Regions from separate parts of the Homo sapiens genome. Here regions 1, 2, 4, 5, 6 and 7 are each linked to region 3. The links are chromatin loops, found by intact Hi-C in ENCODE. Cell type or tissue: PC-3. All regions are shown on one strand.

The links. A loop is a pair of places that touch in the nucleus more often than their neighbours do. Peaks named below come from ENCODE experiments on the same cell type or tissue, not always from the same donor. Only the 100,000 strongest peaks of a DNase experiment are listed, where the experiment ranks them.
Region 1: a loop joins it to region 3, with 5 times the contacts of the local background. A loop is called at or near these places in 14 of 110 quality-filtered maps.
Region 2: it touches region 3 in a loop (9-fold over the local background); 8 of 110 quality-filtered maps call a loop at or near these places.
Region 4: a loop joins it to region 3, with 10 times the contacts of the local background. A loop is called at or near these places in 5 of 110 quality-filtered maps.
Region 5: it touches region 3 in a loop (6-fold over the local background); 63 of 110 quality-filtered maps call a loop at or near these places.
Region 6: it touches region 3 in a loop (10-fold over the local background); 15 of 110 quality-filtered maps call a loop at or near these places.
Region 7: a loop joins it to region 3, with 6 times the contacts of the local background. A loop is called at or near these places in 32 of 110 quality-filtered maps.

What each region holds. Positions count from the first base shown.
Region 1 is chr1:219,659,596-219,663,595 of GRCh38, forward strand. No RefSeq gene overlaps it. Among named protein-coding and RNA genes, the nearest start is that of ZC3H11B, 48 kb to the left of the region's middle. RefSeq lists enhancers at 1,492-1,786, 1,733-1,782 and a silencer at 1,579-1,778. In PC-3, a CTCF peak has its summit at 1,662 (motif pointing left); DNase peaks (open chromatin) are centred at 256 and 1,656; H3K4me3 peaks cover 788 bases.
Region 2 is chr1:219,302,890-219,306,889 of GRCh38, forward strand. It overlaps a transcript of LYPLAL1 not described here. Among named protein-coding and RNA genes, the nearest start is that of LYPLAL1, 130 kb to the left of the region's middle. In PC-3, a CTCF peak has its summit at 1,524; a DNase peak (open chromatin) is centred at 1,572; H3K4me3 peaks cover 542 bases; H3K27ac peaks cover 582 bases.
Region 3 is chr1:219,565,583-219,569,582 of GRCh38, forward strand. No RefSeq gene overlaps it. Among named protein-coding and RNA genes, the nearest start is that of LYPLAL1-AS1, 10 kb to the left of the region's middle. In PC-3, a CTCF peak has its summit at 1,954 (motif pointing left); DNase peaks (open chromatin) are centred at 939, 1,959 and 3,449; H3K27ac peaks cover 1,425 bases.
Region 4 is chr1:219,383,697-219,387,696 of GRCh38, forward strand. It overlaps a transcript of LYPLAL1 not described here. Among named protein-coding and RNA genes, the nearest start is that of LYPLAL1-AS1, 170 kb to the right of the region's middle. In PC-3, CTCF peaks have their summits at 2,312 (motif pointing left) and 2,511; a DNase peak (open chromatin) is centred at 2,315.
Region 5 is chr1:218,328,608-218,332,607 of GRCh38, forward strand. RRP15 (ribosomal RNA processing 15 homolog) reads left to right here. Exons shown (of 5, transcript NM_016052.4): 5 at 2,341-4,000. The coding sequence ends at 2,484. Among named protein-coding and RNA genes, the nearest start is that of TGFB2, 15 kb to the right of the region's middle. In PC-3, a CTCF peak has its summit at 1,629 (motif pointing right); a DNase peak (open chromatin) is centred at 1,634.
Region 6 is chr1:219,203,281-219,207,280 of GRCh38, forward strand. All of the region lies in intron 3 of LYPLAL1 (lysophospholipase like 1), which reads left to right. Among named protein-coding and RNA genes, the nearest start is that of LYPLAL1, 31 kb to the left of the region's middle. In PC-3, a CTCF peak has its summit at 1,529 (motif pointing right); a DNase peak (open chromatin) is centred at 1,531.
Region 7 is chr1:219,810,724-219,814,723 of GRCh38, forward strand. All of the region lies in intron 2 of LOC105372926 (a long non-coding RNA gene), which reads right to left. Among named protein-coding and RNA genes, the nearest start is that of SLC30A10, 120 kb to the right of the region's middle. In PC-3, CTCF peaks have their summits at 2,095 (motif pointing left) and 2,298; a DNase peak (open chromatin) is centred at 2,048; H3K27me3 peaks cover 1,380 bases.

The DNA of each region.
Region 1 (4,000 bases), 94 kb after region 3:
AGTTCAACAACTGCCTTTGAGCACCTCTTATTGCAAAAGCCCCATGCAAAGTAGACACTGTGGAGATAAATAGATTTTAAAATATGCCCCCAAGGAAACTATGAAATTGCTGGCACAAATATTTAAGGGAAAATGGGCCACACTGACATTCCAGAATAAAACTGGTGAGCATTTCACTTATTAGGTAAAAGAGAAAACTCTTACTCATATTGAAATAATGTTTTGGTCTTCTTCTGAAACATGATATACTTTCCTATATTTGACAAAACTGACTTATCCACTTATGCCTGCTGTTTAGGGAGCCCCTGCTGAGAACTGAGAAGTTTCTGTCCTGAAGTCACCAGCTGAGAGGGCTGTTGCTAAACTCTCCCCACATTCTGTCTCCCAATGGCGTCATAGTCTTTGAACACAATGTAAACACATGCTTAATTTTAAGATTGGCTTATTATCTACATTCAATATCTCTGTTTATCAGAGCCCCTCTTAGTCTCTACATCTGTCTACTTATTCCAAACCTTAGTACAACCTTGCCCATCACTGAGGATGATAAACGTGACACAGATTGTCATTTTCCTTTTTATTCTAATGAGCAATCTGGCTCTCATTAGGGCCAATTAAATTAGAACATCCCCCCCAAAAAAGAATATTTAACGTTTATTCTGAGAACAAAAGAGAAAATGCAAGTGTAATCTGTCAGTTTATCAGGCAATATTTTTAACTTAATATTAAGAAATTGCTGTGAACTCATAAATAAACCATTAGCAAAAAGAAAACTGCTAATTAAGGTATAATCTAATCTGCTCGTCTCCATTTTGATCATAGGGTAAAAGTTCAATAAACTTTTTGATCGATACACCACAGAGATAGAAGTGAAATAGTCAAGACTTTTAATCAGGTAATTCACACTCCAGGAAGAAGAGAGGAAAAAAACACTTTGCCTCAATTCCCTCAAAATTTTGCACTAAAAATCTTGCTTTGGGGTGACTCAACCTCTCACTTATAATTTTACAAACGGCATAACCTGAGCGCTTAGAGACCATTTAGCCCAATTCCCTCATTTTACAAATGAAGAACAGGAATACAAAGACTAAGGGAGGCCCCTGGGGGCAGCGCTGGGCTGAGAACCAGGTGTCCCGACGTCAGCTCCTCCCACCTCACCTCCCTTACAAAAAAAGGGGGTGAGGAGGATACCCCTGTTGCACACAGGAGGTGGGGCGCTGCTTAACTTTTGTTAGCACCATCCGTGGGGGTGCTTGGGAAGTTTCGCTCCCTATGAGCGTGGTGACGTCATGCGAGCCAGGGGTTTTCCTAAAGGCAGCCTATGGCTCTGGCCAACGGGACCAAATCTCGGAGGGCCAAATTGAGGGAGTGTGAAGTGGGGGATGTGGCTGGAGAAGAGAAGGTGATACTAGGCCAGGACAGCTGCAAAATGACTGACAACGAGAATGAGAATATGGGTTCCTCTCTTGAGTCCCCAGAATTTTTTTCAAGTTCTTCAGCTGCATACATTTGGCTCTCTGGCGCCCTTTGTTTTCTGGCTGATGATCCTTTTATTTTTCCTGTCCTACATTTAAAAGAGAAGGAAAGAAGCGGGGAAGTCGGTTCCAACTACTCCTCGCAGCCAGTCCTCGAGCGCCCTCTGCCGTGTACATGGGAGCTCTTTGTCTTAACCTTGCAAGCGCTTACTCCTGGGTGTTGCTTTCCGCTATCAACAGAAGGTTATGGCGACATCTACAGAAGGTTATGGCGACATCTTTGCTTCTGTCTGCTGCTCAGGAAAAGCTTGGAAAATACAAAATTAGGTTGATAAAATTTGTTTCCTGTAGGAGTGTCTCCTAATTCAAGTGGAATGTCGCTCACCAGTGGGCTTAAATAAACCCTTAATCTTAAACATCCACTTTATCATGAAAATGGCACTATTTATTCCACTGGCAATATCTTGTGTCGAAATCTAAACAGTATTTCTTCTCTAATGGGAGTGAGACAGAAAGTCCTGCCAATCAAGCAGGAAAAAGAAGCCTGCATCAGACAGCAGGCCTCTGTTTCAAGGGATAAAAACCCATATTCATTCACCCAGGACTGCCGCAACTTTAAAAAACAATGTCAAAAGGAAAAGAAGGCATTGTTGCAAAAGAAAGTTCTCTGGTGTTTGTTTCATTCTTTTTTCTCTTATTTTCTTCTCTTAAAGAAAAAAATAAAAGCTGGTATAATTCCTGGTTTGCTTAAAGGCTAATGTATATTTACAGAAGCATCCAAGCCATGAATCGCTTTGAATTGAGTCGCTGTTAGATGTACAATAGGCCTACTGTGTTGCAAAGAGTCTGGCCACTCATCATGACCCCCTATTCAGTCGACCGTCCATTAATCTAAACACAGGCTCTCTCAGAGACATCCAGAAGCCCAACAATGGTTTACATTTTTTGGATGCTACCTTCCGGTTACTGTACCTAAGTGGGGAAATGTTGCTGAGAGATATTCCAATTTGACTCCCAAACGGGTTTTAAGCAAGTTACCATCCACTTGCCCTAAGCACAAAAGAACAGGTTTTCTTTTCCTCTGCCAAGTATCAATTTTTATATCAGATAGACGTCAATTATTGCTAAAAAGCTGATACAATAATAATGGAGCAGCACACAGTGGGCAGAGTCCCACTGCAGTGAAATTGGATAAGGATTTGGTTTGATTATGTAACTTTTTAGAGCAGCATAGTTTCTGCTAATAGCATGATAAATAAACAGCATCTATAGAATGTCTGAAGAATGACAATTTTAAAAAGAAAGAAAAAACAAAGGTGACCCTTGAATGTCTCTGACAACTAATCAATTTCTGACTACCTTTTTAGTCCCTTCCCTTTACCTCACCAACAACTGCATGTCACCAAACAAGGTTTCCCAAAGAATCTCCTTCTTTCCCCTGCTGGATCAGGTGAATCATAGAATCCACCATACAACTGACAAAAAGTTTTGTTCTACCATAAAGCAATGTAAAGATTAAATGTAAAGCAATGGCCAGATTTCACTTGGAACTTTCTTCTTGTTCAAATTCACTGTAAAATCCCCTTGGTTTAAAACAATGCAAGGTATACGTCCATACCACCCTGAACGCACCCGATCTCGTCTAAAACAATGCAGGAAGAAAATCACGTATTCTGCCGGAAATTCATTTATTTATCTGTACTATAAGACCATTGACTATTCCCTCACTATTTCCATAGTTTTATTAATGCTACAGAAAGAGAAAGTAACATTTTTCCCCAAGATCCCTTCTCATTTTATGGAGTAGATATTTTGAGGCATTACCTAAGTACTCCCAAGCATCCAAATATCCAAATCTAAAATATCTAAAATATCCCAAATATCTAAACACCTCAGATGGGTAAAAGCCTACCTTTTTTTGGGAGATATTCATAAGAGGAAGAGGGAGAGAGCTCACATCCTTATTTTTAACTCATTGCTGTGTCTAAATATCCCCACTACCAGCATCTAAGCTGAATTCTCCCTAGAAATGCTCAGTGCTGGTTATCAGAAGAGAATATGACATAATGATTAACTAGCACAGTATTGACTGTTTCTACTTATCACCACCATGACAAACTGCAAGATCGAACTTCTACTCCATCCCTCATTTTTGTCCACATGAAATCAGAAACCAATTTGACCCATTTATTCACTGAAATGCTTTAATTAGATGGTCTCAGGTACTCTCCAGAAATTACTTTCACTTTCTAACTTCATCACCCACAACTTTTCGCCAGCCACCACCCCTTTAAAAAGACCTCCAACCCGGGTGCTTATTAAAATAGCAGAAGCCCAAGCTCCACCTAGACCTACTAAATTAGAAACTCTGAGATGGAGGCCCAGGAATCTGCATTTACTAAGCTTCCCCCATCACCAGGTGATTTTGATGCAAATGCATTTATTTTATTGCCGCCATAATTCTGAGGAATCACAGTAGAAGCTAACATTTATTAGACTTCTGTTTTTTGCCAGGCACTGTTTGA
Region 2 (4,000 bases), 260 kb before region 3:
GCCATTCACCACTCGTTGGTGGGATCTTTGAGATCTTTCTTGATATGCTGTCATGTTTTATTATTATTCTCCTGTATACAGTCCTCCCTGCATTCCTGCTTTGTTTCACAAAATAGACTATGAGCTCACCAAAAATAGGTCTATTCACTCTGTATTCTCAGTACCTCACACATTTCCAGAAGTATAGAAAATGCTCCACTATCTCTTTATTGAATTGATTTTTATATTTTATTATCTTCCCTAGGTCTTCCCTTGAATCTTAAATCATGAAATATTAATAATTAATCAATCAATTCATTTATTTATTTGTGCGTTTGTTTTCAACAACAATGTATTGGATGTTTACAATGTTCCAGGCACTGATCTAGTTACTCAAGACATAGCTATAAACTAAATAGACAAGTTTTTTGCTTTCATGGATTATCTTATAGTCTAGTGGGTAATAAAAACAATACAAATGTAGATTAATAAATAATTTAAGAGTCATGACTACTCTGAGGGAAATAAAACCAGGTGACAGGAGAGCTAGTGACAGATAAGCAGGGTTGTGCCTGGGGCTTGGGAATCCCCAAGACATTTTGGCCATGGAGCAGATGATCTGCAGCAGGCAATTGGTTGTTTCTTGTCACCCAGTGTTACTGGTGGTTGGAGCTCATCTACTATGTGCAGATCATAGAACATGTGAGCTGTGAGAGAACTCAACAGTGATGAAGTCTAGCAATTCTCAAATACTATTTTATTGCCATATATTTATTCAAGTGAAATCTCATAGGGAAGCCCATAACTCCTGGATGTTTTCATAATTCCGCTGAAAACCTTTGGTCTGGCTTATGTTCTTTACTTTTACAAATGAGGAAACAAATACAAATGGCACATGGAGATGAATGGTCAAAAATTAGATGGCAGACAGGTGTGAATGACATCATAGGTATCTTATGATACCTGATTGGCTCGGGTGGCTACTATGTTTTTCTGTTTGAAGAAACAGTTCCCTTCAAAACAAGTTTCCAACCTAGGGATATGATTTATTGCTCCATTGCAATTTTTAACAGTATTACCCAATTATTTACATAACTTATTCCCTAACTAGTTCTAAATAGTTTTTAGTTGTTGCTTAAGACCAAAACAATTATCTAATAAATATTTACAATGATTTACAAACATAAAGATTGAAGATGTATGTCCCCTTTAGGCTCAGCTGTAAATTACCTTCTCTCTCTCTGATCCCTATAATCCTTTATACCTCCCATATGATATTTGCCAGATTTTACCTTGTAAAATTGCTGTCACAACCTTTTCTGACCCTATACATAAAACTGCAAAAGGTCTGAGACCAGGAAATCATATCTTAATATATTTGTGGTACCCACTAAAAACAGTGCCATGCATTTATAGTAGATGCTAAATAACAAATATTAAATAATTATCCAAGATGCTCAGTTTAATTCAAGCAGACAGAGTCACTGAAAAATTATTTTGAGCATTGATAACATCACTGGCATATGTGGGTAGCCTGCCAGGTGGCAGTCTTGCCAAGGAAAGCATTCATTTGAATGTGTAAGATCTGGTATGTCATCAAAAGCCATTCGTATGATTTCATCGTCATGGCATCTATTTAGTGAGTGACTCTTAGATTACTTAGAGCAGGATGCTAGGTGCTTTGGGTGGGATTCAGAAGAGGCATAAAATATAATCCATTCCTTTAACAAATTAGCAGTGAAGACTGGGAAACAAGAGTCCAAAAATATAAAGTCGTGTATAATTAAGTTCTAAATTGTGTAGTGAAAGTAAGTGAGGCAGAAGTCCAAGGAGTGATCACTAAATGGTGGCTGTGGAGGGTAGGAAAGGCACCAGACCCTAGATTGCCATGAAAACACATATTGAGATGCCAAGTCGTCTACACAGATCTCTGAGGGAATTAAAGGCTAGTCTACACAAGGTCATAGCACAATAAACGAGTCGCAGGAATGAAGAACAAAATTGGCTTTCATTTTTCCTATCGGCAAAGAGGCTTGGCTTGACACAGTACTGCAGGTTTCAAAAATTCCAGTGTCAGATATTGTTCCTAAAGGAGAAACATTCTGAGAACTTGTGAGAATGCAAATTTGTCCTTGCACAGGAGGACGTCAGCCAAAGAGTTCCCAGACATTACTCACTGGTTCGGCATATCCCTCAACCTACTAGGCTAAGTTGTGCCATGTCACTGAGGGGACCACAGTCTGTTCTTACATGGACTGTGGCTCAAGAAATTAGGAATGGGAAGGACCAGAATTTACAGTGTGGAGATGAAAGGTACAAGCCTTATAAGGAGAGATCACAAAAGAAAAATGTTAGACTATCTGGAATGCCAGGTGATGAGATATGACATGTAACATGGGTAGTTAACCCATCAGGAGCTCTAGACACAAATATACTCCCTTTCTTTCAGGGTGTAGAGTACTCTGTAATTGGTGTAGGAAGCATATAAGGTGCTGTTTTCATAAGTCTTTAGCCTGGATGGAAAGTTATGCAGAAGTTAGAAAAGAGACATACTGAAGAAAAAAACAGCCGAAGATGCCTCCCCCTCAAGACTATTCATTTATCTATAAAGGATGTTTTGGGGTCACAAAATTGGATGATACTTCCAAGGACTCCATAAAATTATTGTGAAGCCTATAATGGCTGATGTAAAACACTGAAATAACAGTGCATGTCTTAAACTGATGCACGCAACTTGATTGAACAGGATAATGGCACAATGGCAGAAAGTGATATTCAGGGCATTGGGTATCTGTTGAAAACCCTATCGTTTACAAACAGAAATTTGTTGACCACTTACTCTGTGTTGGGTGCTGTACCAGGTGCTGTGAGAATATGAAAGAAATACAAGGCTGATTCCTCTGCTGAGAGAAATCTAAAATTGGAGGGGAAATGAGGATCCATATATGTCCTTGGCAAAACAACCTCTTTCTTCCAACACCACCAGCTTCATCATCACTATCAACTCTGAACTACAATACTTCCATTTTGTTTATGCGGTATTTTATGATTTAACCCAGGAATGTTGACAGTATTCTCCCATTTCCAGATTAAAGATATTTCATTTGTCCAGGTTATCTCAGGTTACATGAAAAGTAATCTTATCTTTGACACTCTGAAAGTCTCAGCTACTACTAGCGTTTTCTAACAGACAATGAACTCCATACATGTAATTTAGTTCACATCAATCATACAGAACATATAAATATATACATATGAATGGTATCTTCTTGAGTGTAGACTTTGAGAGGCCAAGTCCAAAATACTTTTGGAAAATCTCTTTGGAAATTGTCTTCAACAAATGCATTGCATTCTCTGGTTTCCTAATGCTGTCAGATATGTAACTTGTAAACAATAAATTTTATAAGTAACCAAAGGTTATTGGGAGCTCTGATGGTTAATTTTGTGTCAATATGACTGAGCCACAGGGAGCCCAGGTATTTGGTTTATGATTATTCTAGTGTGTCTGTGAGTGAGTTTCTGGATGAGATTAACATTTGAATCAGTAGAATGAGTAAAGCACACTGCCATCCCTAATTTGGGTGGGTGTCATCCAATTAGTTGAAGACCTTAATAGAACATAAAGTCTAGTAAGAAAGAATTCCTTCTGCATATCAACATGGGACATAAGTTTTTTATATTTTTTTCCTTTGGACTTGAAGGAAAGCACTGGCTCTTCCTGGGTCTCCAGCCTATTAGACTTGGACTGGAGTTACACCATCACCTCTCCTAGGTCTTCAGCTTGCTTATGTAGATATTGGGGCTTGTCATCCTCCATAATTATGTGAGCCAAATCCTTAAGATATATAGGTAGGTAGGTAGACAGACAGATGCATAGATAGATAGATAGATAGATAGATAGATAGATAGATAGATAGATACATAGACAGATGCATAGATAGATATAGATAGATAGATAGATAGATAGATAGATAGATAGATAGACAGACAGACAGACAGACAGATAGATAGAGATAGAAAG
Region 3 (4,000 bases):
CCAAAGCATGGTGAAAAAACATTTTGGGTAAGGGGACTAAATTCATCTCACTTCTCTACTCCAAACAGTGACCCTTCACACATCAAACATGAGCTTTTCCAACCCAACCTAGAGAGTACTAGAAGCCAGAATATTGGGTGAGCTACCTGACAAATAAGATAATTTTCATAATGCAATTCTGTTCTGGTAAGAGATGAAAACTGTAGCTTCTCAGCACTTTACCTGATTTCTTCATCTAATCTGTCATCCACTAAGAAAGTTGCATCACAGTTTGTCAATACAGGAAAATCCATTTGATAAATCAATCTTGCTGTAGTACTGAATGTTTTCCACTGATCACTACTTTACCGAGGACTTGAACTAGAGCTGTAAGTATTTTAGATCTGTTGTGTTCAAGTGCCTTTGTTCTTCATATGTATATAATAAAATGTACTAATGTCTTATTTAGTATCATAAAGATATAAAATATGCAATCTAAGGCAACACTTCAGATAACTTGTTTACCATTCTATGCTAGAATCAAGTTCAGTTCTTGGCAAGCAGTGGATGTTCAAAGTAAGCAATTCAAACATGTTCTTTTAACAGCATGAGTTGTTTTTAATCTTAATCATTTTATTACATACATTTCAAGGACCAGGGCACTCTAAATATAATTTCATGTTTTAGCAGTATATCAAGTTTACAGGGAAAGCCTCAATCATTTAATTGTGCTGTAGTGATGATGCCTTCAGAGACAGCACTGAGGAGTGTAAAGCAATTTTTCCCTACACTAGATGGTCCCTTCCTAACATCAGCCTCAGTAAGCTTGTTTCTCTCAGGTTCTGCTTCTCTCCATTCATCATCCATTCATTCCACAAATATTTATTGAGCCCTTATCTTGTATTATATCAGGCATTAAAGTTACAAAATGCCTAGAAGCTTTATTCCTGTGGAGAAAGGTGCTTGCACTTTATAACAATTTTCTATGCTGCTCAGAAACTCTTTTAACTTATGTATGATGTTATGTTTGTTTTCTAAATGACTGAGGTTTCTAGATTTCCAGATTGTAGGTTAGTGGGGCGTCAGTGAAGCTAATCGTCCTGCTTTATATCTTTACTCAGTGCTGGCATTTTCTCTCCATCATGTTTTATGTCTTTGTTTCTAAGGACCAATAGCCAGGAGACAGTAAAGACTTTCCCTTACTTGATAGTGCTGATCCTGAAGGTATATCTCAAAAATATTCTGGGTTGGTGGGAAATTATAACAGAGTAGGATTTGATTTTTTAAAAGCCTCAGGGACCACATTCATGTAGCTCAAAGAGTACAAGCCTAGCTCTTTCCAAATGTTTGCTATGATTTCATTCTCAGTGATGTGTGTCTGCTCAAATCAATGCCATTTTGCTGTCACGCTTGCACCCAATTCATGCTATGCCCCGACAGGAGGTGCATGCAACAGTATTGAGGGACTAGACAAATTTGAAACAGCCCATTGCCCATTAACTAGTTTTACAAACAACAATGAAACAGGAAATAACAAAGCATGATCCTTGAATTAGTACCTCAGCAAAAATACTCAAGAGTTTTTCCACAGTCTGTAAATTGCTCCAGCTGTGTTTTCACAGTTTATGAAATTGAGAGAGGCAAACTCTAGAGACAAATTAAAACCTTGGATCTGGTCAGAGATGATTTTACAGTAAAGGTGTTTGGTTATATGGCATAGTCTATAGATGCACACAGAACTATAAGCCAAACTCTACTGAAAATACAATTTATCTTATACATTGTCCATCCGGAGGGATAAGAACTGGTATATATCAAAACACATATCGATCCAGATAATGAGGTCTGTTTTATTGCTATGTTTTACCAGGAGAGGATGAGGGTATAATATTTTATTATGAAACAACTAATAGAAGGAACAGAAAAACACGTGGAGATGACCTTACTTTGGAACAAAATGAACAGTGGATAAGGAGTGCCACCTTTTGGCTATTGCATGCTTTGACAGTTTCCAAGTTCAAGTGGATTTTGGCTTGGTTAATATTGAGCTTTGCAATTCAATTCTGAAATGTTTCTAAAAGTTCTTTTCCAGGTATCTTTGGGTCTCATCCTGCTTGAAATGAGCCTTCACAGAATTCCCCAGGTTCTTCCCAGTTAGTTACTGCCCAGAAGGTTAATGCTAGTCATTACTGCTCACTATTGCTCCCCAGAGCACCAACGATGTAGCCAGGAAACCAGGAGAATATTGAAAAACAGAGTACATTTTAAAATCACAATGCACTTCTGGTTGGGTTGGTACAGAAGGAATGAATAGACAGTCTAATTGATCTAGCACAGTCCTTAGAGTCTAATAGCCCTGAACTTAACCCAAACTATGACATTTTGGAATAGATTTATGGTACCTAGTTGGGCCTGTGCAGAGTTTTCCAGAGAAATAAATTAAACATACATGTAACACAAATAGCACACAGGTATGCATGCATGTCACTGAGACTCCCCACCTTGAGAAAATCTAAAAATAGCTGCATTGGTGCCCTCTAACTGTGTCAAAATGGAAAGATTTTGGAAACTAAAAATTGACCAGACATGGGTCACCACACCATGGAGGGATAGGAAATAAAACTCCTAGTTTCTCATTCTCCAGAATAGGAGCTTCAAAAGAACACAATGAAAAAGAGTTATCATTTCTATCCCAAACATGGCAAAGATAGTTAAAGAAGCTAAGATTTTAAAAGTCTTCCCTGTAGAAGCCTTTCCTGAATGCTCCAGAGATTTCTACTACCATTGACAGCTTCACAAAAGGAAGCAACAACTCTTTGAGGTCCTCCTGCCTGGATAGTAACATAAACATGCTCTATATGTTCCAAGTCCTGCACTTTGCCTAAGCAATAGTCACGTTTCCTTCACCTTGTCCTCGGGGTTTGCTAAATTCCTACCGCAGGTTCATGTGCCTTGTCCCTACAGAGTCCTACAAGGAAAACAAAAGAGTTGCAGCTTAAAAAAAAAAAAAAAAAAAAAGTCCCTGTCTTCCTCACCCCATGAGATAAATCAAAGAACCAAACAAGACAAGGTATAATTGAGTGCTGAGATGCTGAATATAACCCAAACAAATAACAGGCTGGGAGGACCTACGTAAGTGTTTGGCACACATCACACATTCAGAAAATGTTAATTTGCCTTTCCTTTTTTCCTTCCTTATGGTAACAATGACTTCCTGATCCACCTTTGTCTATGAAGCTTGGCTGCCACGCATGAGTCTCACTTTGATGGACAGTTATTGACAGGTCTTCTTCTGAGAATTACTGTTCTGTGAATTCTTACCAAGTGACACTGATAGGAAATTTCACAGCAAAGTTCCCGGAGGTCAGCCCTCTTCCTAATGATGCTGAGCAGGACTGACAAGCCATGTTGTCTCCACAAGGGCAGAGCCCAGACGCCTGAGTCACCCCTGCCTGATCAACCTTACAGGCTGTACACACAGTGACACAACCAGGGAGAAGTAGGAAAATGGGCAGTTCCCTTTACCTTAATTCCGTCATGTTTTTACAGTATGTTCTTGCTGATCAAGCCAATTCAAGCCTGACAAAAAAGGAGAGGACCTGATCAAGAGTTTGTCTAGATTTTGTTCACTCACGGTCATCAAAAAGGCCTCCTTGGGCCAGCACTGCCTCCACATTCACAGGTCCAGGCCATGGCCCCGTGAGGTGGTGGAAAACTGGGCTCACAGTCAGCATGAACCCCACAATCAGCCCAGAGTGCATGATGTGCCTGGAAATCCATTGAAGAAAATCCACTTGTTGACCCCACAATAACTAATGAAGCTGAACTGCAGAAAGGTAACATCAGTGTCTAAACCCAGAAACAGATTTTCTTAGCCTGCCAGCAGAATGGAAGGAACTGATAGGAGAAATTTGGGGAAATAAAGATAAAGATAACTTCTGAGAGGCTGGCAGTCTGAGAGGGGCCAGAAGTGTAAGAAAAGATATAATAAAAGCCTGGGCACAACAGATATAAATGTTGT
Region 4 (4,000 bases), 180 kb before region 3:
CAGAGTTCATTACTGCTCAAACTGTCTCAACTTTCATAGTAGCATATATTCCACTGACCAAATCAGTGTGTATTTATCGTGAGATTCTCTCTCTTTGGCAGAGAAAGCAAGTGGAATATTCAACGTGAGCTTGATTTAGAATAGATAGAGGCAGACAGACCTTGCAGCTTTGGACGTTACTGAAAAGAGAAGTGATTTATGATGTCATTTCTGTTTACATATAGTTCATTTTCTGTTAGGGCTATAGCATTTTCTTCAAGTAAAAAGGCTTCTTGGGATGGTATCTCACCACTCCCCTCCTCTTCCCAGCCAACCTTCCCCTCTCCTTCCCTACTGTTTTCCTCTCCTTCACAGCCCATATGTCTTATAAGACAAGTTTCACTTGAAAATGAACAAAACTCTGTGAAGAAGTGAGGTCAAAGTTAGAAATGCGAACATCCATTTTCATCTTTACCAGTGATTCCAAATTCTTGTGATTCATTTATGGGAAAAGGAAGAGCAGTAAAACAGATAGGGCAAAATAGAAAAATCTTCCTTAGACACCCATTATCCTAATGGCAAAGCTTCTAATGGGTAAAGGAAACTGTTGAGAGGTGATACTCTTGCCAGTTTTTAAAATTCTGTATTTGCACTGTAATTAACAAAGAATAACCACTTGCAGTTTCAATTATAGCAAATGCTCTTCTCCATCATGTCCCTCAAACTACATTTGAATGATACCTCTGTTGGCAATCAAGAAGCATTTGGGAGGCATTCCAGCAGTGGTTTTTAGGTGAAGATATTTGATCCCTCTGTTTATATATTCTTGTTTAGTGTAGAATCATCTCAGATCAAAGGTAATGTCAATTGATTGAATTAAAATGTATAGAATAAAATCCACAAATTAGGTCGGATGTCTGATTATGATCTTTGATCAAAAAAAGTACATGAAACACATTTTCTGAATATTTAAAGTGCTGTCAAGTATAGTATAATACCACATGTTGTAAGGAGTTTAATAAACACAAATCAGTCGAATTTATTTGTATTGTTTGATCTGTTTTATTGTCATAAAATATGTATGGAAATGACATATACAGAAGCAGCATTCCTAAATAACCTGGCATTGATAAAATAAGGAGAAATTCATCAAACAGAAATATATATAGCTCATCCAGAGACTACAGAGCATTCTGATATAATTACTGTGATTCTGTTTCATTGCCAACAAATGAGGAAAGAGACTGCGTAGTAATTCTCTACTCCCACATACTTTTGGTTGTACAACAGGTCCAAATAAGACTCTACGGATCTTGGATCGTCCAGACTATATGACTTGACTATTGGTGGGCTTTTTCTCCCAGTAATGTTCTGCAGGTGGTGGTGGGGGAGGTCAGTAAACCTATAAGTTGGCTGTAAATATGCCCTCCAGAGATCTGCTGGGGATTTTAAACATTTTAGATACAAGGCAGAATCAACTCATTTTGAAAAGAAAGCACTCTATGCCTGGAGAATACACCTTCCATTGGGCAAAGAAAAAAACTCTGCCAGAATCGAACTTCTATACCCAGGAATACCATGGCATGATTCCAATAGGTTCAGTTCTGAGATAGAGTGGAAGGCTAAACTCCAGGGCTGCTTCTTGCAGTTCCTCCAGCCCAATACCTTAGTCTGAATCCCAAAGCCACTCAAAAAATTGTTCAAAAGTTTGCAACAGATGGGTTCAAAATCTAATGCATTTAGAAATAGTTGGCCTATCCTTGAGGTATTTGAGCACAATATATGTGATAATATATGTCACTTTTAAAGCAGTGTTCCACTGTTATAGCACGAGTCCTCATTTTGGACTCTAAAAATAATTTTATATTATGTCTATATTTGTTAAGAAGCTTGTAGAAAAAAGTGTTTGGGGTAGACCAGTAGGGCAAGGGGAAGGGCAATAAAGAGGAAAGCTTCCCATATTCTGCATTAGTTTAATTTCTTTTTTCTCTTTGCAAGCTTTAAAAAGAAGGGGGAAAGGATGAAATTATTTGAAGGAACAAGAGGGTAAAGAAATAAAGATAAACAGAGTTAAGATGTAATTGCACGCTGTAATTTGCTAACAAAGAATTTTGTAGGTTGCCAACCTGTATAAATTACATACAGTTGGGAAAAGACTTCCAAGCAGAGAGAAATATAATTGCTTCATCTATTTTTTTTCTCAGTCAGTGTTTCTAACACTAACTCTATTGTATGACTGAACTGTACAAAATTACACTAGTTTCACAGATAGCCTTTGAAACACATTGTTGTAGGCCCTGAGACCTCCAAACTATCACCTGTGTGGTGAGAGCCCTCTAGTGGATGGGGGACTCCAAGCATGCAATGTCCGGAGCTTTGCCTGGAAAGGTGAAAAATTCAGTCATCTCACATTACCACTGGGCAACAGAGGGGAGACGGCAGAGCTTTCTGGGTGTATTTCTCTAGCTCAAATGTAAAATGGGAAGCCTACCTCCTCTGCCAGTTGCCATTTAACATTTCTATTCTTCCAGAGTGTTACACCCTTTCCTTGACATTCTGACAAATCTTTGGGTAGAACCAGTAAACAATGGCCTTTGGATTACTGTAGAGAAGAGAGGGTTCTGCATTAAGAGAAAGTGAACCATTATTCTAACACTATTCCGTCAGAAAACTAGCTGTATGACTGACTGATGGCTGATTTATCATAACCAATATATTTCCCTGAAATTTGAAGAGGAATTGGAGATTCCTCCTAAGTTGCCAGGAATTATTTAGAAATGTGTGGCCATATAGCCAGAGTTCTCCCAGTGGCTCTCTTCTCTTTCCTGGTTGTTGCTTTTTAGTCTCCTTTGTTAATTTCCCCCTATACTGGACCTTTAAACCTTGGATCAACTTGAGGCCTCTTCTCTTCTGACTTTGTACAATCTTAAGACATCTCAAGGATATATACTAATAAATGTTAAATTAAAAATTGTACCCAGATCTTCTTTCTTAGACTCTTCCTTTTAGATGTCTCATAAGAGCTTCAAGCTCAATAGAAACAGAAGTGAACTTAACCCAAATCTGCCCCCTTTCTTGTGTTTCTAATCAAAGCAAATGACAACCTACAAACACGACCATCTTTTTGAATTTTCCTCCTTCTTGGGACGCATAATCATCAAGTCAATAAATTCCACCTCTGATATTGCTTTCAAATTTATTCCCTCTATCTATTTTAACCATCATCACTAGCCTAACCCAAGCCATACAAACCAGTGCTATCACTTTCTAACAAATATTCCTGTATCTATCCCCTAATCCACTATTTTAACAATGCAGACCTGATCATACCATTTCTCTGCTTTAAATCTTTGATGACTGTTATGATAAATTTCCATATTCTTTTTATGGTCTCAAAATCCTGCATAATCTGGACACTGCTTATCTCTCCAGTCTCTCTTCCCCTTCTCCCCCACATGCTCCTCTGTCCAAATATAACATTTTACATTCTTTCCTGCCTTGGGGTCTTCATTCAGCTGCTCCTGCCTGGCATGCTCTCTGACTACACTTACCTACCTAATTATTAATGTTCATATTGCATTTTAAAGCTATAAGTCTCATTTTTGTTAAAATAAAATGTAGGTAGAAAAATTTTATATGTACATGTCCTTTAACTGAGCCATAATTAAAAGGAAAGAAATTAAACAAAGACTCTTGCCCAGAGAGGAAGCTGTCTCCCCTCACCTGTAACTGCTGTGTTTACACAGATGGTGTGCTCTGAAAAGCCTTGCTTTCAGTTGATAAGGAAACTAAAATTTAACCAAGACCTTTGATTAGCTGATTTATCAAGTTGAAGCCAGTTCCCCTTAAGATGAAATCTAATTCTTGCTCTGTATCCCATGTGGCAAGCTTCAGTTTTCTATAATTTTCGTTCATCCAACATAGAGATAATAACTCTCCTGAGGTCAAATTATTTTTACGAAGGTTGTCTTCAACACCTGAAATGTTGCTTTAAATTCTGAGTTTGGAAAAAATTCACAGA
Region 5 (4,000 bases), 1.2 Mb before region 3:
AGCCGAGATTGCGCCACTGCACTCCAGCCTGGGCGACAGAGCGAGACTCCGTCTCAAAAAAAAAAAAAATTTTTTTTTCCATGTTCCCTTTTCTTCTTCGTTCTTCTGTTGCCTGCGGGTTTTCTGATGCTACCTAGGAGAGGAGTAGAGGAGTAGCTCAGTCCAACTAGAGGTTGGTTGTCAGGGTGAGCTCTCTTGTAGAAACACTCTGTGTTGAGTCAGTCACATGGGATCAGTGTGCTCTTTCGGTAACGTGTTGATGGCATATTGGGTGTACTTGCCTAACATAGAGGCTTCACACTGAGATTGTACTTGTTCATATGTAAACTCAAATATCAAAGGCAGGATAGGTCTTTGCTAGTCAGCAATTTTGATATGGCTATACACTTTTCCGAATTTAATTGAAAGCTTTGAATTCTTACTTTGACAGGAGAGGTGTTATAATTGTTGGTTCTAAGTGGATTTTTGTTCACTGTGAACATCAGTTTTTTATTTAAAGAAAACCTGGGTTGGCTGGGTGTGGTGGCTCTTGCCTATAATCCCAGCACTTTGGGAAGCCAAGGCAGGTGGATTGCTTGAGCCCAGGAGCTCGAAACCAGCCTGGACCACATGGCAAAACCCTGTCTCTACAAAAAAAAAAAAAAAAAAAAAAAAAAAAAAAAATTAGCCAGGCATGATGGTGTGCACCTGTAGTCCCAGCTACTCTGGAGGCTGAGGTGGGAGGATCACTTGAGCCTGGGAGGTCGAGGCTTCTGTGAGCCATGATAACGCCACTGCACTCCAGCCTGGGTGACAGAGTGAAAATCAGGGAAAATGGCCTTTTATCCAGCTAGCTAACAATCTAATAGAAGTAGAATTTCAGTTTTAAGAGTAGGTTTGATATTGTAGAAATAAATGAAAAGTTGTTAATATACTCCAGTTATCTTCCTACGTTATTGTTCTCCTATCAGTGTGACGTGAGAAGCATTGGAACTGTTTTATGTTGGTTTTTAAATAGCACAGATGTTTTTTATTTATTTCTGTATGTTGGGTAAATTATAGTAAAAAGTGTGCTGATGTTTGATATACGAAGTCAGTTCTGAAATCTTTGCTTACATTTATATCCCATTCAGTCTTCAAGTTATATTTAAGCACAAGCTCTGCTTGATATTTTGACCTCAAGAAGACAAGAGTGAGCCAATAGGACAGTTTTCCTATTTGCTTGTAATAGTGGTCAATTTTTTTTTTTTTAAATGGAATGAATGTTTCAGGGCTATCTTTTTTTAAATAAAGGGAAGCTATAGCAGTTAGGTAAGTAATCTCTTGTAACCCAGCAAATATCTTTAATATATATTATATTTTAAACTGTTTTTATGTAGTTAATGACAGCATAATGATAACACTGTTTTCTAACCAAATGTCATGGGTTCTTGTACCTTAGGTTTTTACAAAATTTTGTATTTCTGTGATTGACATAAATAGATATGCATAGACTGTTAGCCCCCTGAAAACAGGAACTTCGTTTTGTTCATCACTATGTTTCTAACATAGTGCTTGATACACAGCTAATTCTCAATAAATATTTGTGGAAGGAATGAAAAATTTTGAGTGCTGCATCTATTGTATTACTTAATTGATACCACAAGGTGGTACTGTTGTACCATGAAATGAAAGGCTGTAATTAGTACCACATAAATCCTGTGACTAAATGAAACGAATTGACTACCTATTATGTTTATTGCCTGCTTCATTTATTTATAATTTCAACATACGATTAGTCTTTGATTACATGATTGGGTCAGGCAGTGAGCTCATAACCTAAATAAAGAACATTTGGTTCAAATTTTTATAAAAACATTAAGTGAGATGGCATCTTAAAAAACCTAGCATAGTACCAATGTAGTTTCTTTTTCCCACTTTTAATTTACTTTGGGTTAAATGCCTTTGTTAAATTGTCAGTTGCGGTGAAATAATTTGCCCAAAATTTTCTAGTAAATTATCACTGAAGGTTAAATAGTATTGTAAGTCTGTTTTTTGTTGTCAGAAGTGCTTAAAAAATTAATACCAAACCTAGATTTATATTTTTTCCCTCACTTCAAAAAAATTTTTTTATTTTGCTTTCATGTTTCTTTTATGGAGTCCATACAATATTTTATTAATGTTTAGTTCTTTATTATACATTTGTACATATATAATCATAGTATAATCATAGTGTATAAAGTAAGTCGATTTATAATTTCTCTTGGTTTTACCCCTATTTTAAAAACTAAGCATTGAAAAGTTTGTTTTGTAGCTTGTACCTTTTTGTTTCCTTATGATGGAATTGACTTTTGAATATTTTGATTCTATAATTTTCCTTAGACTGAAGTGAAATCAGAAGAAGGCCCAGGTTGGACGATCCTACGTGATGATTTCATGATGGGAGCATCTATGAAAGACTGGGACAAGGAAAGTGATGGGCCAGATGACAGCAGACCAGAATCTGCAAGTGACTCTGATACATAAAGCATCATAGGAAATACAATTGCAGTCGTTTTATTTTTTCTAGAAAAATATGTCATCCTCTGATAGTTGGGGAATTATAAGGATACCATTTGTAAGAAAGCCAAAAGACTTTTGCCAGATTTCATATTTCCCCTTTTCATGTACACTTTATATATACTTCATTAAAATTATATTTTAAACCCTTGTATAATTTTAAGCATTGTTCCTCAGAACATTTGTAAAAGGATATATTTCTGCTTGACCAGCGAGATGTGCATTTTGCCAGGATCATATTGGTCATGTCTATTGGTGTATTATTTCAGTATCACCAATGTTTTCAGAAATACAGTACTAATTCATCATTAAACTCTTTGAAGTTAATATTTTTCTGCCTTCTAACTTATAGACTCAACTATGTATCTGTAGTTTTTGGGAATGGTTGGTGTTTTTTGCTTTGTGTTGGGAAGTTATTGAGAAAACCTATATAATAAAATTTAAAATTATAGTTTTTCAGATTTTGGGTCGTGATTTTAGTTTTAGGTAATCTGGAAGATATGATTTAAGAAACAACAGATTTCAACTTTTTTTTTTTTTTTTTTTTTTTTTTTTTTTTTTTTTTTGAGACGGAGTCTTGCTCTGTGGCCCCGGATGGAATGCAGTGGCGTGATCTCGGCTCACTGCAAGCACCGCCTCCCAGGTTCACGCCATTCTCCCACCTCAACCTCTCAAGTAGCTGGGACTACAGGTGCCTGCCACCACGCCCAGCTAATTTTTTGTTTTTGTATTTTTAGTAGAGACGGGGTTTCACCATGTTAGCCAGGATGGTCTCAATCTCCTGACCTCGTGATCCACCCGCCTCGGCCTCCCAAAGTGCTGGGATTACAGGCGTGAGCCACTGCGCCCGGCCCAGATTTCAACTTTTATTTTATTTCCTTTCATTTATTAAATAATATAAATAATGACAGATTTATTTTAGGTGTTAGCCTATTTTTGCATGAGAGATTTACAGAGGTGGAAATTCTCATGCTTAACTTATGCAATGAGACAATTTCTCAGGAAGCAAGTTTGACATGCTTTAGTCTCTCTCTTCTTTTTTTTCCTCCCAAATATTTGAGTTAGCTTAAATTCTTTTTTATGGACTGCCCAACCAGTGAATTGATGCACTTAGACAACAAGTAATCTGCAGCAGAATATTGCATCCAATTTGAGACTTGATTCCATATTATTGCCTTAAAGGCTATTAAATTGGGTGACTTTTAGTATCCAGCTGTTAAAAAGAGGAAAGACTGTTTAATATCATTCCAAAATTTTTGTGAAATGTGGCCCAAGATCTAAAGTTTTTAAGGGAATTATTTTTAATAAATATGATCTGTCCCTTTTTGAAAAGGATCCATCCCTTTTCATAATAAAAATAATTCCCTCCTACCACCCAGTTGCACATACTTGCATCTGTTATGTATTGAAGGATAATCCCCCCCAAAAAAACTATCCAAGAGCAGAGATGTTTATATTTTGAAACCCATTTGAGTGTTACAGT
Region 6 (4,000 bases), 360 kb before region 3:
AGTTTTACAAACTTTTTTTTTTTTTTTACAGTATGTGATCTTCTACCTTTTCTAGGTAGTGTGTCTAGCTTGGACAGGTCAAAAATGATACTTCTCACTAAATTTTATTTTCAAATTGTCAATAAAATGTTATGTGCTGGAGTATAAAAGAAACTGAGAAATTTACAGTCTAGTAAGGCAGAGAGGGAAGTAAAGTATTCTAATACTGTACAGGTATTATTGAAGAACAATGTCGAAGGTATAGCGTAAGCAGCAAGGAGAGAAGTAAATCTTTCTGGGAGTTGGGAACTGCTTTGTTGAAGTGGCAACTGAGTCTTAAAGAATAATTGAGAATGTGACTGGTAAACAAGGACAGAAACATGTTCATGAAAGAAAGCAAGGGACACATTAAATCCTTCCAGGAAATAGTTTGGTGTACATCCCAAATCCTAGTATCATTGAATTATATACAGGGAGTGAATGATGTGATCAAATGGGCATTTTAGAAAGATTATGCTGACAACTCTGGAGGGCTGACTAGTCAGTGTGAAGGTCAGAAAAACAGCAAGAAAGCAAATGCAATAGATCTAGTAGAATGATGAAGTGCTAAACTGACACACTATTTTAAGACTTCAGGAATACCAGGATGAGTAAAACTACATTTAAAATTTTAATCATCTGTGGGGTTTAGCTATGAAAATTTTTTGTTTTCTAAGCTTTCTGCAATGGATATGCACTGCTTTCTTAATAGAAAAAATAGTAAACTTTGTTAAGAGAGAGAGAACTCAGCAAAAGGCTCATTACAGGGGATGTTCAGTTAAAGGGGGTTCCTTGGAGACATTCATGGATCCTCACTCTGCACATTAGGAATATAAGAAAAATGTTGATTTTTTAAAATTTATTTTTGTATATTTATGTTTCATATGATTCTACCAGACATTAAGATAAAACTTAGGGAAAACAGGCAATAGAATAGTGACTTTTAAATTACTTTTCGAAAGTTGGCAGTATAGTCATTGACAGAACCAGGATTCAAATTCTGTATTCTGAGAAAATTATTAATAATAGATTGTCCTGCCTTCTTCTGGCTTTATTAACATATTAACAGTGTCCAGTGTGCAGAATATAAGCATTTTATTGTCAGTACATTCTCCATCATTATTAAAGCCTGTCTTGAACTCTTCATTTCCTTCTAGTTTGTTTCTGTCTAAGACAGGAAACTGGAGAAAGGTATATCATTTTTCCCTTGTGTATTGTTGTGCTTAGAAAGTACATATGGTAGAGATAGCTTTAAATTAATTGGCATCTATATTGCACTGGATAGTTTTAAAATTGCCATTACATGTCAGTGTTTTCTATTTAGGTAATGTTTTAAGTTCTGAAGTTGTTTTTATATACATTAGATCTCCTGGGTCTTGCAGTAGGTAAAAGTAAAGTAGGATATAATTATTTTCATTTCAGAGGTGAAGAAACTAAAATTCAAAGTGTTCCTGGCTAATACAGAGTTGGGACTAGAACCCGGGTCCCCATAATACCTTCCTTTATTGGCCACTAGGTGGTGATAATTCGTTGTTAAGAGAGAATACTGTTATAATTTAGGCTTAACTTAGATCTAGGATGTATAGAACCTGACAAATGATATGAATAGATTTATCAGAATTTTGATAATATAAGCATATTATCAGAATTTTGAAGCAGAGAGAATCAAGTCTTTCTGGAACTACACTGGAGTAATTTACGTGGATGATCTAAATATCCATCATGACAGGAATGGTTGAGGGAATGATGGCCTATTAATAGAATTGAGTATTATGTAACCATTAAGTACTACATGCACACACACATAAAAAGCACTCAGTAGGCCGAGGCGGGTGGATCATGAGGTCAGGAGATCGAGACCATCCTGGCTAACAAGGTGAAACCCCGTCTCTACTACAAATACAAAAAATTAGCCGGGCGCGGTGGCGGGCGCCTGTAGTCCCAGCTACTCGGGAGGCTGAGGCAGGAGAATGGCGTGAACCCGGGAAGCGGAGCTTGCAGTGAGCCGAGATTGCGCCACTGCAGTCCGCAGTCCGGCCTGGGCGACAGAGCGAGACTCCGTCTCAAAAAAAAAAAAAAACAAAAAAAACAAAAGCACTCAGTAAGTATGTGTTCAATTAAAAATAATTATAAAATTTTGTAATTCTGTAGAAAGACTTTCAAATTAGTATTACATGAAAAAAATAAGATACATTGAACATGTAGAGTTAGTTTAACTGTAAAAATGAAATTTAAGAGAACATGTCAAAATTCTGTACAGTACAAAATATTGTAAAATTTTGTACAAGAAACTTTTGTACAAGAAACATTTTGTACAATGGGTGTATATTAATTTTGCAATAAGATTAAAAATAAAAATAAATGAAGGGATAGTTAGAATTCCCAAGATGAAGTCTAGCATCAAAATTTCCAGCCTGCCTTTTTCTGAACTTGTACACGTTTTCTCTATAGCCCAGCTGGGAGCTAAAACTTCAGAATGATAGCATTCTTCTACTTTCTTTGAACATATATGTATTTTAATTAAACATTTTATGTTTCTTCAACAACTAGTAGGACTTTAAAGGCTCTGGACTGTTGTTCTAACAGTTTTCCATAGAGGAAAATAAATATTTTGTTTATCCCACAAGTTTTGTATGAGAGGAGATATCCAAATAAATGTAATAGTCATAATTTCTGTATTCCCAAATCTGAAGAATAATTATAATAGTATACCAGTTAAATGGAAGAGGTGTTGAAATTTAGAATGGTAATGGACTTTATTGCATGTTTAAAGTTCTTTTCAGTTGATAGCACACTTTAAGTGGATTTTTTTAAGGATTTTACTTTCAGATTGATTATCTTAATGTTCCTAATATAGTCTTTTTATAGATTGTTTCTGTTTTATTTTATATAAAGAGTTCATAAAGCCAGGTTTATTATTTTTTAACATGTTTTATTCAGCTTGTTAATCTTAAGTGTATGTTGAAATGTTAACTCTTGACATTTTAAATACTTTGCCAGCAACCGTAAATACCCGTTATAACCATTACCTACAATGGATTTACTATTTTCGTATTTACTTATTGAACAGTAGATTTTATATCATTTTTTAGACTCTTAGGTGGAAAATTGAATTCAAATAACTAGTTCTTTGTGTTAAATTTTCTTCTGTTAGGAAAAAATACACAAAGTCCCTTTTCACAGTAGTGTCCTATGCTAAAGGTCATTGTATTGTCAAAGACGGCTAGTGAGGAGTTGCAGATTACCTCACAAAATCATAAATGGGAAAGGGACTTAGATTAAATCTTAAAATAATAATATTTCAATGAGTATATTTTTCTTCATTGTAACTTAAGAGAATTAAACATGAAGTTAAATGTCTGCAGGATGCATTTATGTGTATTCATAATGACATTTTATGTGCGGGTAAATGTTTTCTTTCTCTCTTTTTTTTTTTTTAAGTTGTTACCATCAAAAGTCTCTGAAACTACATAAAGTGATTACATTCCCTGGTCAACAAAAATGAAGTGTTTGTCACTTCATATGTAAAATTTTCTTGATAGTTATGCTTTTAAAATCTCTTTTTAATGTAAGTTTTTGCCTACTAATCTTTTATTTACATTTTATCTTTTAATGATCTTTATCTTAGCCTCAAAATTATCTATGAAATACTAATTTTATTTTTGCTTCATTTATAAATTTTGAAGCTTTTTTCAATCATTCGTACAGCTTAGATGGTCTAGAACTATGGTAGCCACTAGCTACATGTTGCTCTTTAGTTAAATAAAATATAGAATTGGTTCCTTGGTCACACTAACATATTTCAAATATTAATTAGTTACATTTGGCAGACACATAATTCAGGCTCTTGAATTTCTCAGAAAAAAATAATAAATTTGCTCCTGCAGCCTTGTTATCTATCGCGTGTGGATTTTCTTTAAATGGTGACCATATTTTAACTTTTTGTTTTTACCCATTTTACTTAATTTTGAATTATTTGCCA
Region 7 (4,000 bases), 250 kb after region 3:
GTTATTGGAGATGAGAGAGCAACACACCCAACCCTGCCATATGTTGGAAAATCCAATAAAAGAGTAAATAATATCTTTCCTGATTCTTTGTAATAATCAGAATAACCAATGGCCACCATCACTGTGTAACTTCCAGTTATCTGGAAATTGCAGCCTGCAAGAGCTAGCCCTGGTAAGCTCCACATTCACACTAAGAAGCCTGCGATAGGTGTGAAAACCTCAGCACATCTACTGGGTCCCCTTTCCTGCCTGGAAAGCCACAGGGCATCTAAAGGCATGTCAGCCATACAAGGCACTGTGAGGCTGCTCTGAAGTTGTATTTAACCTCCATGCACCTCTGCAATCATACTGTCCTAGCAGAGACATTTGCAAAGCCTCAGACACACAATACATTTGTGATAATGGCCATTTCCAAAGGCTGGCTTACTTGTTGCATTTCTATATGTGGAATGTGATTAAAACTTGTGCTTAAATCTCATTCTTTTCTTCCTTTGTTTCCCTTGGCTCAAATGATCATCAGCGAAGCAGTAAAGCAGTTTATGGGACTCCGCCACCTCCCAAGATAAAATTATAAATCAGAGCTAATTTGTTCAGATGCATTAATGGATGATTGACTCATAATGAGTTAGAATGTGGGAAGGGCAGCATCAGACCTTGGTGACACACCAAGCCACCCTGGTTGGTTCTATTCTCACGCCCAAGGGAGGACACTACAGGACTGGGGCTCCCAAAGCTGCGTTGTTAGATCCTCCAACCAAATAAGAATGATTGTTTCCCTGAAAAATCTGCTGCCATTCTTGGGATGTTCAGGCACCTCCTGTAAGGCTCATCCTCACTGTGGAAAGTTATTGAATGTGGTGAAGTCAATTACAAAAAAGAAGGATGATCACAGTCAATAACAGCTGACATGTCCCTCATGTGCCAGGCATTACCCTTGATCTTTAGCCAACTGTCTCCTATTTCGTATTCATTTTTCAAATAAACAGCTGGGGCTTAGGAAGGTGAGGCACCTTGCCTGCCCTCCTAGGTAGGTAAGTGAGGAAGCTGGCTCACTCTAACCCCAAAGCCCCACTCTTGACCACTAACTGCACCATTCTTCACTGAGCACAGTGAGTTTGCACAGTTCCACGCTTCTCTGGCATTTTTGAATCCTATGAGAACTTTAAATCCCTTTCACCTGCTCATTTCTAATTAAATGAAAAACAAGCCTCCTTGTGTATATATTTTTATATTTCTTTGGAAACATCTTTTTTACATTTACAGCCAAGAGTGGTCTGAGCCCCAGTATGTGCCAAATGAGATATGTCTTCTCTTCCCTTTGTACATCATGCTAACATTTGCTTATTTCAGTAAGTGCAATGACTAATCATGTGGCTCTTATGCTTACTCTTTCATACTGGGAGTTTTAGCCAAAATATTATTTAACCTGTAATCCTGAGAGCAGGGACCACATCCTCCCTAATGCCTATCTTGATTCTTGGAACAAAAACCTGTATAAACGAATAAAGGAAGGGAGGGAGCAAAAAAGAAGGGAGAGAAATGCTTAGAATTCCACAGTTCCTTGAACGCCAGGTATAAAGATACACAGTAGCTGCCCTGCAAGAGCTCTAGTCAAATGAGGGAAGCAGACTTGGAAACAAATAATAAGAACACAACCAGAGAAAGACTATCAGGTCAGTGCAGAGTAGTATGAGAGCAAGGATGAGGGGATCTGGAAGGTTTCTCAGCGGAGTGACATTTGGCATTGAAGAAAGCGTGGCATTAGGCGTTGGAACCAACCCCTGGGAAAAGTTGGAAGGAAGACAGGCAGGTGCTTGATGGGCAATACCCATTTCTACAGAGGAGAAAAAGATTCAGAGAGGTCAGCCGACTAGCCAAAGATTGCAGCTTATAAATCTTGGACCTAGCAGTCTGCTGCTCTCCTCTGGATGGTCTGACTAGCAAGCTGGTCACTTAATACATGCCCCTCTATTGTTCTTGAGAGTTGCCAGGTTTTGCAGATCATCTGATGATTTGGCCTCTAGGTGAACAAAGAGGAGTTTGTTTCCGTGGCGGGTCCTCTTCTCATTCTTTAGACTCTCTTGCCCTCTTGTGGTTATGCAGAGCTACAGCCACCTGAGCTGTCTTCATACATCAGAGAGAAAACATCTAATAATGAGTGCTGGATTGCAGCCCGATCCCTTCCCAGTTCCAAAACAACACAAAACAACTCTTGAGCCAAGAATCTTTTAAAAATATTTATCAAAGAATACACTCATGGTTTTAAATGATCATGCATATTTTAAACAGCAAAAGGTCCAAATGGAGGTAGGAGGAAGTAAGAGGAGGAGGCATGAGTATATCAAATTCTATTTTTATACACAGAGGTAGTGCATGCAGGTTTAGAAAGCCCAACTCAAAATTAGTAGAATGTCAATAAATGTAAAAACTAAGGCACAGAGTGGTAGGGAAAGGATTGCCTTAGACAAAGCTACCATTTTAAGTTCTGGACCCCAGTTGAATTGTCCACCTGGCGAGAGTTTTGCAGGGTGGAAACAATGCCTTCAGCCAGTTATGAAATAAGCAAAAGTCTGTTCCCTGAGAGGAGACATCTGCATGAAACCTACAGGCATGTGGGAACCAGATCTTAACCTTGGTTTCAATGCAAGTATTTGAGAAATTACTGCAAACAGCAGTAACTACCAGTTTTGTCTTTTATTATTCAGCTTTCTTGTTAACTTCAGAGAAGTGCAAATGTGAAATGGACATCGCCCCATCCCAGCAGAGGAAAACATAACATACAGCTAACAGAGACAAAGACTTTCTATTGCCAGGAACAATGGCCAACACTCATCACTCTTGGTAAAGACAGTAGGAAACTGGGATTCAAACACACAGTGAAGAATTTCAGTTAGATGCAAGGAAGAAATTTCCACAGGGACTGTGAGTGATAATGTGGTATGTTGCAAAGAAAACTGAACTTAAAATATAGAACACTGGATTTTAGTTCCTGCTCTGCCACAAACCAGCCATGTGACCTTGTGAGAGGCATTTTACTATTCTGGGTCTCAGTCCCCTCAACTGCTAAAAGAGTATCATAATAAATCTCTAATTTTCCATTCAACCCTAAATGTTTATAAGCCAAAGGTTCTATGATGCTTCCCTTTGGAGGCTGTCAAAGAAAGAGAGAATATTTCAAGCTATTTCCATTTGTTTGGACACAGATGTGGTTGGAACCAGGAGAATAACTTAAATGGCTTCTTCAGATAGCCTTCTCTTCCAAAGTGTAGGGAATTTGGGGATGCTTGCCAAAATACATTGTTAGCCTAATTAATTGATTTTAACACCTCAATGTTTTAAACCTTAATGATCATCTTCCAGAAAATAGAGCAAAAATTCAAAGCAATGGAAAGGGGAAAAAACACATAAGAAAATCTAAGGTACAACCCAAGGAGTTTAGTATCCATAGATAAATTCAGAGAGAACACAGAAAACAGATGACTAGAATCATCGGCTAAATAATTCACCAAAAGAGAAAAAATAAGTCCCAAACTGGAAGGCACAAATTTCTGATGGAAAGTATACATTTTCATCAAGTGCTCACCCAGCACAATAGAAGAAGATGGAAAGAGACACAAAATAAGGTATATCATTGTGAAATTTAAAAAAAAAAAAAGGAAATTCCCAGAAAAATATTCTTGGGAGACCACAAGCTGATAGCTCTGAAGCAGACACAGAGAGCAACCAGTTCAAACTGAAACAGGTCGAAAGAGATCTAAATGAGACTTCTTCAGCAAAGTACATGTAATAGAACACATTAGGTACTCCAACAGACTGAAAGAAGATTTTGACAATTGATAAAAATGGTTGAGGTCGAATTGGTAATATGTAAATAGAAACTGAAGCAAACCGATAATTAAGACAAGTTTATGAAGTCTAGAAAAAAACAAAATGTTGTGCAAGAAAGAAAAAGTACTTGCCACCATTACAGCCCAGTCCCTCTGTTTTGCATTTATTTTGT